Regions from separate parts of the Homo sapiens genome. Here region 1 is linked to region 2. The links are chromatin loops, found by intact Hi-C in ENCODE. Cell type or tissue: PC-3. All regions are shown on one strand.

Evidence for each region. Peaks named below come from ENCODE experiments on the same cell type or tissue, not always from the same donor. Only the 100,000 strongest peaks of a DNase experiment are listed, where the experiment ranks them.
Region 1: it touches region 2 in a loop (7-fold over the local background); 11 of 110 quality-filtered maps call a loop at or near these places.

The regions. Positions count from the first base shown.
Region 1 is chr2:62,772,680-62,777,679 of GRCh38, forward strand. All of the region lies in intron 5 of EHBP1 (EH domain binding protein 1), which reads left to right. Among named protein-coding and RNA genes, the nearest start is that of EHBP1, 69 kb to the left of the region's middle. In PC-3, CTCF peaks have their summits at 2,587 and 2,789; a DNase peak (open chromatin) is centred at 2,102; H3K27ac peaks cover 1,019 bases.
Region 2 is chr2:62,576,254-62,581,253 of GRCh38, forward strand. No RefSeq gene overlaps it. Among named protein-coding and RNA genes, the nearest start is that of TMEM17, 73 kb to the left of the region's middle. RefSeq lists an enhancer at 1,525-2,724. In PC-3, no CTCF peak of the experiment used is centred here; DNase peaks (open chromatin) are centred at 1,918 and 2,828; H3K4me3 peaks cover 1,106 bases; H3K27ac peaks cover 3,752 bases.

The DNA.
Region 1 (5,000 bases), 200 kb after region 2:
TAAATAATTTTCAGTGAATATTAGCTTTTACCATTGCCATCATCATCATGACTGTTCATCGTGATAATTGTTAAAGTTCTAAAATGTCTTTATAACAGGCTTATCACATGCTTTGTGTAATATTCTTCCTTTCTATGCCTGACTTTGGTATGTATCTCAGTGACAAAAGGAATTTTTTGTTTATTCCCTGGCAGTAACTGGGCCATGTTTAGGACTAAAGAGCTGAGAAGTTTGGTAGTGAGATCAGGTCCATTATAGATTTACTTTCATATTATGAAGTTATGAGATTTCAGAAGGATTGTGAAATTGCTATATTCTTAATGCATGGGAAAGAGCACAGATGTACATGTTATGACCAAAGCATTTGAAATACATTAACTCAAGAGAATACACTAATTTATATACTCTAAATTAGGGCAACTGTCATAAATTATGAACTATATCAAAAGGATGAGTTTATGTAATTAAACCGAAACGAGACAAACAAAACAAAGGAAGTGCTATATTCTCACCTGGAAGATAGACGAGAATGGGGTAGATCTCCCTCTTCAGTTTTCAGGAGGACATTAATTTCTTTCTGCCAATATCAACTCCTGTATAGTGAGATTTGAGAATAATTTTTTTTTCTCTGTCTAGGTGTATTAACTCTTTTTACCTGCTCTGGAAAATCTAGGCCAGTTTTCTGAGATGTGTACAGGACCCCTACTTGCATAAGTAGATTTAACGAGGGAAAAGTTTTATTTCATTCATCTCTGTATCTACCACAATTTTTTTTTCAAACCATACTACCTTTGGGGTAGTAGCTTCTCAATAAATATTTATTGAAGGAGTGAGTGAATGAATGGTATAGTTAAACTCTGTGAACTGTTATAAATCCTGTAAGGATTATTCTTTTTAAGAGAAAAATACCTGTAATCCCAGCACTTTGAGAGGCCAAGGCAGGCAGATTGCCTGAGGTCGGGAGTTCGAGCCCAGTCTGGCCAACATGGTGAAACCCCATCTTTACTAAAAATACAAAACAATTAGTTGGGCTTGGTGGCGTGCGCCTGTAATCCCAGCTACTCGGGAGACTGAGGCAGGAGAATTGCTTGAACCAGGGAGATGGAGGTTGCAGTGAGCCGAGATCGCGCCACTGCACTCCAACCTAGGTGATACAGCAAGACTCCATCTCAAAAAAAAAAAAAAAAAAAAAAAAAAAAAAAAAAAGAGAGAGAGAAGAATAACGTGAGTAACATCCATCAACTATACAGAAGAAAATTTGAAAAGTAGACCCTAGAGGCAGTAAAACAGCATGTGAAGGATCCATATGCTGTTACAGTAGGAGCTCTTCTGATCAACTTTATTGAACTTGCATAAGCCAATCTCATGAGATTTGTCTGTATTACCATCTGTGGGATTAAATATTCTTAGGCTGGGCATAGTCTCTCACACCTGTAATCCCAGCACTTTGGGAGGCCAAGGCGGGTGGATCACTTGAGGTCAGGAGTTGGAGACCATTCTGGCCAACATGGTGAAACAGCGTCTCTACTAAAAATACAAAAATTAGCCAGGTATGGTGGTGCATGACTGTAATCCCAGCTACTCAGGAGGCTGAGGCTGAAAAATCACTTAAACCTGGGAGGCAGAGGTTGCAGTGAGCCAAGATCGTGCTACTGCACTCCAGCCTGAGCGACAGAGCAAGACTCTGTCTCAAAAAGAAAAAAAAAAAAAAGAGAGAAAAGAAAGGAAGAAAGAAATGTTCTTAGACATTTTCTTTAAACCAAAATTTGATATAAGTAGACGTTGCATTTTTCAAGTATTAGCAGTTTGCTTTACTTGACATAATCTAATGAGAGATTTTTAACCTTTTAAATAGATGATTCAGTATTCATTCATTCAGCACTTAAGTATTCATTGAGCGTGTATTATGTGCTAGATACTGTTCTAGGCATTGGAAATGGTGGTGTATAAAACATATGATTCAAGACCAGCCTGGGCAACACAAAGGAGACTCAGTCTACAAAAAAATAAAAAAAATTAACTGGACGTGGTGGCATATGCTTGTGGTCCTGACTGTTCAGGAGGCTGAGGTGGGAGGATTGCTTGAGCCCAGAAGGTCAAGGCTGCAGTGAGCTGTGATCGTGACACTGCACTCCAGCCTGGATGACTAAGTGAAACCCTGTCTCAAACAAAACAAAACAAAAAAAACCAGATAACAAGTTAACAAATCTCATCGCTGTGTAGTTTACACTCATATGTGTGTGTGTGAGAGAGAGGATAAAAATTACTGTATGAAAGATTTAGTATGTTAGATAAAATAAATACATAATGTATGCTAAATATATATAGTAGGTTACATAAATGCTCTATGGAGAAAAAAGGAAGAGGGATAAGGATCCCCCGTCTTTATGATTACATAGTTATAATGAGCCACCTTATTATTTCTAAAGTCTCCAAAAGAGAATTGGGGTATGCTTGTCAAATTTATTTAAAATATATTTTAATAAGAGAGTTGATGAAATGAATATTGTAAGGTATGGGAAAGTTTTAAAATAACCTTGGCATTCTATATATAAACCTCTCCTAGGTTATAGCTCCCCTCAGTGGTGAATGATGAAATTGACTTTTGCTGATCATTATGTAGCAATAACATGTTACAATGTTATACTTTCCCTTACATTTTAATGTGCTTTCACATTTCATGCAAAAGAATTAGTGAATTTCAAAGAGCTAAAGTTCTTCTCTTTGTCTTGTAAAACCTCGGTTTTGTTAGAAATTCTGTTGGTATATTGTCCTGACACTGAAAAGGTATGCTCTTTGAATGGAATTGTAATACCTTTCTTTTCTTTGCACATTGTGTTACAACCCCACAGTTAATAAAGAAATGTTGAGACTTTAACCGTAATGTCCAGTAGTAGCATTAGTAACAAAGAGTGAAGTTATATTTAATATAAAATATCCCAATAAAACAGAAGTCTCCAAATATATATCACTGTAACAAATTTATTGGACCCTTACTATGTACCAGGTACTATGTATAATAGAATGCTTTATACACATTATCTCATTTGCTCATTATAATAACTCTGGTGTGAGTCAGATATAACCCTATTTTACAGGTAAAGAAAGTGAGGTTTAGAGAGGTTAAGTAACTTGCCCACAGTTATATAGCTAACAGGTTGGGATTTTATCCAGTCTTGTCTTTCTCCAGGGCCTTTGCCCTTAACCCCTACTGCAATAACTAGCTACCTTAATAAGAAAGATGAAAAGAGATCATTTGAAATTGTAGAATCATAGGGAAGCTTTTAATCAGTCTTCTGTAGTGGTAAGTCTGTGAAGAATATATGTATCAGATTAGTGAAGGTAGTCTTTAATTATTGTTTATATACAGTTTAGAAGTTATTTGGGTTAATTATTTCACTACTGTTAGACATTATAAAATGGAATTCTAGAATTTATCAGTCACTAGAATTCTTAATATTTTTTCTCAAGGCAACCTTACTGCTTCTTTGTGCAAATTGACATAATGCTATTTTCATTTTATTGGTTCTCTTGTTTCTGATTTCTCCGTTTTGTCTGAGCTTTCTTCTTTGGACCAGAAACTTTAGAGTTGAAATTTTAGAGGTGGTTCTGCCACTTACTGGCTATGCAACCTTAGATAAGTCATTTAATATTTCACAGCTTCCATGTAGTCATGTATAAAATGATGGTATTAATATCTACTCCACAGGTTATTGAAGATTGGAAATAATGTATGTAAAGCATCTAGCTTGGTAAGGAGTAGCTATTTTTATAATGTTCCTTTCTAGAGGACACAGAAGAATATAAAGGAAAGAAAACTAGATTTCTAAATTTTATTGTTGCAGGATTTTAGTTTTTCCATTCCTTTCTACCACTTACACCTCTCAATGATTTCTAGACTTTACTGTTATCTCAAAGCAATGACAAGGCAACTTGTAACATCTCACTTGGACTAAACTTAAAATATTTTTCTTTTTATCTTTTGATTTAGGATATCTTCCCCTTATAAATTTAATCTAGGATTAACAACAAGTATTTCTTTTGGATCATTTACAATCCATTTACTTATTAGTGTAGATAAGAATGGATACTATAAAACACTATGTTTCATTTTTATCTACTGTAATAGAATAACATCTGTTCATCCAGACAGTTGACATTGTAGGGTTTTTTAAAAATATGAAGCCACAACAGTTATATTTAGGAAACAAAATTTTTTTTCTCTTCCTGGTGTTTTAGATTACCCAATTAAATCCAGAACCATTACATTTGTAAATTATATCCATAGGTTTTAGTTTCTTGTTTTTACATTTGAGACAAGGTCTTGCTCTGTCACCCAGGCTAGAGTGCAGTGTTGTGATCATGGCTCACTGCAACCTTGAACTCCTGGGCTCAAGCGATCGTCCTGCCTCAGCCTCCCCAGTAGCTGAGACTACAGGTGCACACCATTATACCTTGCTAATTTTCTATTTTGTAGAGACGGAGTCTCCCTTTGTTGACTAGGCTGTTTTGAACCGCTGAGCTCAAGCAGTACTCCCACCTCGGCCTCCCAGAGTGTTGAGATTACAGGCATGAGCTACCACACCCAGCTGGTGTTGGTTTTTAAAATCTAAAAAAATTTATTTTTCTGATTCCACTGTTTTATTTTAATACATTAAAAGCATATTGATGAAAGGCACCAATCAGATTGAATCCATTCATTAATTTATTCAACCATTCTGCAATATTTTAATATGGATTTTCTATATGCCCAGACATTTGGTGGTTATTGAAGATACAAAGTCAGTTAAGACATGCAGAATTTTGATTCTGAGATTCATGGTTTTTTCTCCCACATTTTTTTCTGTGAAATTGGGATCATCTTATATCTAGGATGTCCCACAGTTATAACTGGTAGTTTTTTGTTTGTTTGTTTGTTTTGCTTTCTTACTGCTATATAAAATAATGACTGCTATATAAAATAATCTTTAAACCAATGATAACTTATATTTGATGACATA
Region 2 (5,000 bases):
ACTGGGCCCCACAAATTGTGTGGTCTGATCTTGGATACAATAAGTACATGATCCATCCCAGGTGAAAGGCAAAAGGAATCCTCATAAGGACAGTGAAGAGAGATTCCAGGACAGCTATCAACAGACAGAGGGCAACTGTTTCAGAGAGGAGCATGAGACTCAAGAGACAGACACGTTGGTGACCTTCATAGCCAAGTTTTCACTGCTATTTTACTCTCTTTTTCAACCCCAGGATAGAATGCTTGAGTGAGCTTGTCCAGATTCTTACTGTGTCATGACCTTTTGCTGAAAAAGCTCCAGCTCTCTATTCCATACCCTGCTGCTTGCATCAGTTGAGGACATTCATTGCATCTCACCAAAGATTGTGCTTAAACCTACATCTGAGAGCTGGAGGTGAGTTAGAAAATAGCATCCCCTACCCTCTGACTTTATTTCTGCCTGACTTCAATACCAGGCTCACCTGAGAACATTGCCAGGTGCTCAGACTGCATGGAGCCCTGTGTTTCCTAGGACTGGTGTATGACCTTGGCCACTAACTTCCCCAGAAAGGGCTCCTGTAAATGCTTAAAGAAGCTGATGCCGAGAAATTCTGTTGCATTCATGCCTGAGGTTTCAACTAATAGAACTTTGATATTTTTTTACACAGCTACTAAATTTTCAAAACTAAAGAATATATTGTTTAGGTATGTAAACATAGGTGGTGAAACCATAAAGCAGGGAATGATTAACGTGAAAGTGCCAATTTTTAAAAAGTGCCAATTAATATTAGCCTCTGGATAACCATGGGTGGGAAGTGAACAGAGGAGAGGTTTTGGGGGCAGGTGCATGGGACTCGTTAATGTTTTATTCTTAAACTAGGTTAGGTAGTGAGTACGTGGGTATGGGGTTTTACAGTTTTTTGTTTTTTGGGTTCTTTGTTTGTTTGTTTTTGTTTTTTTTTTGTTGTTGTTTTTTTGATGAGGTCTCACTCTGTCACCCAGCTTGGAGTGCAGTGGTGTGATCTCAGCTCACTTCAGCCTCCACCTTCTGGGCTTAAGTGATCCTCCCTCCTCAGCCTTCCAAGTAGCTGGGATCACAGGCATGCACCACCATGCTTGGCTAACTTTTTGTGTGTGTTTTTGGTAGAGACAGGGTTTTGCCATGTTGTCCAGGCTGATCTCAAACTCCTGAGCTCAAGCAGTCCACCCGCCTCGGCCTCCCAAAGTGCTGGGATTGCAGCCGTGAGCCACCATGCCTGGCCAGTTTTGGGCTTTTAATTCTTCTTTAAATTGTACCTATATTTTAATAAACTCTTCTAAGGGCAGTGAAAAGTAAAATAATGAATTTCAATGCCATTATCATAGGAAAAATTTCATCAACAGCCAATTTGGCCCTTGAGCCACATCAGTCTATATAGTCCTTTTATCATGGAATTTTGAATAAAAGACCTTAGACCAGCCAGTCCAAACTCCTTTTTATTTGTAACCATTATTATTTTAACTGGCTTTTGGTATATGCTCTTACTGTATAAGTTGCAATATAAATTTATAAGTTCATGTTGTTTTAGATGTGTGGTGAGTTATTAGACTCTCCTTGTTTCCTGGTGGTGTTTCTGTATTTTTCCTTCATCTGAGTCCTTTAACTTTTCTAAAGGTATGCTCAAGACTTTCTTCATTGGCCTTGATAATTTCATTCCACTTAAATATGGGGGTGGGACTGTGGAGGTGGAGACTGAAGGAGCCAACTCTGTCTTTTACCACCACAGTTCTCCTTCCTTTACTTCTCCCCCAGAATGTATTCATTTGGGTTTACTCAGTTCAATGCAAAGAGTTTGGGAGCCCAGGATCTTTTTGCCAAATTGGATGTGAGCTGACTCACTGACATATTTCTCAAGTGACCCATTGGTTCAATGAGTAACATCCTGGAAGAAACATGAGTTATTGTTAATCATAATTATTCCTTCACCTTTCCTGGAATGCCTTTGAAGGCACCAGGCATCAGCAATATCTGTCATCAAAAGCTCTTTTGTCTGCAGTTTCTGTGATTGCATTCAGCTTGTTCACAGCAGAGAGAGGTTTTTTTCCTAAGATGATGGCTTCCCTTCTCTCAAAGGTATCCAATATTTAGCCCGCCTGCAGAAAGGAAGTTGGCACAAGTTCTGAAGAGCCAATCAATTCCTTAGCTTGTTCTTCTTGAACAAGTGACCCTTTCTTGGTAGCTCTAGAATTTCACCACAATTGCAGAAGCTGAGTAACTTGTCAGCTGGTCATTTGTAACCAATAAACTGAAAAGATTATCCACCTTACATTTTGGGTAAATAGACAAAATTTGTAATTCTGGAATTGTGTCTTCAGGGCTGACTGTACTGTGGAATCACATCTGGACAAGATTTTGCTGTAGTTCTTGGCATTCCTGAACAGAATAAAAGCATGAAGGAATTAGAAATCTAAGCCAGAACCCATGCCTATTAATGTAGTTGTCTTCGTGTTAAAATGAGTAAAACATAAACTGAAGCACTGAGGTAAGAGGAATATTAGTTGTAACTTCTTTTGGCTGCAAAGGACAGAAACTCTGTGTACAGGCTTAATAGGAAAGGGACTTATAGGGATGCAAGAGAGTCATAGAAGCCAAGGAGAGAAATGTGGTTTGCCCTCAAGATGAGGTTGGAACCAGGAATGAGAAGGACCCAGGGACTCTTTCTTAACTCTGCTCCCCTTTGTGCATGTACATCATCTTTATTCCTCTTTGTAAATCAACTTTTCTTTGCTTCTCAGTGCAACACAGCCACTCCTGTGTTTGTTTTGTTAGTCATGATAGTCTAGGTTATGTTGAAATAAGAAATAAATCCTGGCTGGGTGTGATGGCTCACACCTGTAATCCCAGCGCTTTGGGAGGCCGAAGCTGGCGGATCAATTGAGATCAAGAGTTTGAGACCAGCCTGGCCAACATGGTGACACCCCATCTAAAAATTAGCCAGGCATGGTGGAGCATACCTGTAATTTCAGCTACTTGGGAGGCTGAGTCATGAGAATTGCATGAACCCAGGAAGAAGAGGTTGCAGCTAGCTGAGATCATGCCACTGCACTCAAGCTTGGGTAAGACGGAGTAAGACTCTGTCTCAAAGGAAAAAAAGAAATCCTAAACCATGAAGATGTTCTTCCTAACTCGTGTCACAATTTTCCATGGGCTGAGCAGCACTTCTCCATCCTATCACTATACCATTTGGAACACGTGGCCTCCGAGGTCACTGTGGCAGGGAAACAGAAAGTGAAAAGAGATGAGAAATATTTTCAACAGTTAGGCCTAAAATGATCTCATAATCACTTCTGTCTATTTCCCATTGGCCAGAACTTAGTCACATGGCCTCAACCTAACTGCAAGGAAAACTGGGAAATGAGATGAGCATTGGGAAGTTAGTGAGCACTAACAATCTCAGTCACATCTCCAATCAGCAGAAAACCCAGACCAATTAGTCCAAACTACTTGTTTCCTGAGGTTGTTTCTATGGGTTCAAACTCTGAATTCCTAGGGAAGAGACTCTTGCCCAGCCTTGCTCAGACTCCTGCCCAGCTCTGATCCAATCTGCTCTGTCTTAGAGGCAGGATCATGTTGAACAGAATATCTGCCAGGATCCCATCACTTTTAACATATGGTTCAAATGTGGAAGAGAAGGACAGTACTCAGAAAGGGTAGGCTTCTCAGACAATCGTTAGTGTCCACTACATAGAAGCATGTTTTATTTCTGGAGCCTCTGAGAATCAATCTTACACTATTTATGCTGTTTCTCAATAATGGTTTCTGGGTTTTAGGGAAAACCTTATTTTAAACATGCAAAAATTATAGTGAACCTATTTAGAAGAGTTAGGACTTACTGCTTTTCCCTCTAGAAAACGATTGACAAGACCTACCTTTGGAAATAAGGTACCTGACTTGTGAGGATGGTTACCAGACACACAAATGTGGAAGCCGTTTTTCCTGATCTCAGTTGAGAGCTGCTACTAGAACACAAAGATGGCACTGGAGTCCTCCCAAATGGACACCCCCCTACTGTGGTAGTCATTAGGGTTTTTCCAAAGAGTCTCATTCTTTTCTCCTTCTGGATATAAGATTGCACACCTCTGTCTCCTTTGTAATTAGATGTGGGGATATGACTTACTTTGGCCAATGAAATGGAAACAGAAGGGACATGTGTCACTGGTAGGCAGAGGCTTGAAGAGCCCCTTCATGATTCATCATACTTTCTTCTCCCTGCTTAGGTGATTGTAGAGGCGTATATTGATATGGAATAGCTCGGCCTGGATCTCCCTGCCTACTCATGCTGGACATCTAGCTTGAGCAAACAGTGAACTTTTCGTTGTGTTGAACCACTGAGACTGGGGCTGTTTGTTACTGTAGATAACCTGATCCATTCCAACCACTATATCATCATATGCAGCCATCCATACCACAAGGGACCCCCACCAACATACACAACCATCTGTGGCAATCTTGCTCAATGTAGAGTGCCCTTCCTTCTCTACGCTATCCCTTGGAGGACCAGTTATATGGTTTACACCAGCTTGGCAGTAATTGTCACACTTGAGTTCATTTGCATGGCCCCTTATTGCAAAAGCCATAGGAATGATAGGGCCATGGATATTTTATTTTTTTATATTTCTTATATATATTTTATTTAAGTTCTAGGGTACATGTGCACAACGTGCAGGTTTGTTACATATGTATACATGTGCCATGCTGGTGTGCTGCACCCATTTACTCGTCATTTAACGTTAGGTATATCTCCTAATGCTATCCCTCCCCTCTCCCGCCACCCCACAACAGGCCCCAGTGTGTGATGTTCCCCTTCCTGTGTCCATGTGTTCTCATTGTTCAATTCCCACCTATGAGTGAGAACATGCGGTGTTTGGTTTTTTTGTCCTTGCAATAGTGATAGTTTGCTGAGAATGATGGTTTCCACCTTCATCCATGTCCCTACAAAGGACATGAACTCATCCTTTTTTATGGCTGCATAGTATTCCATG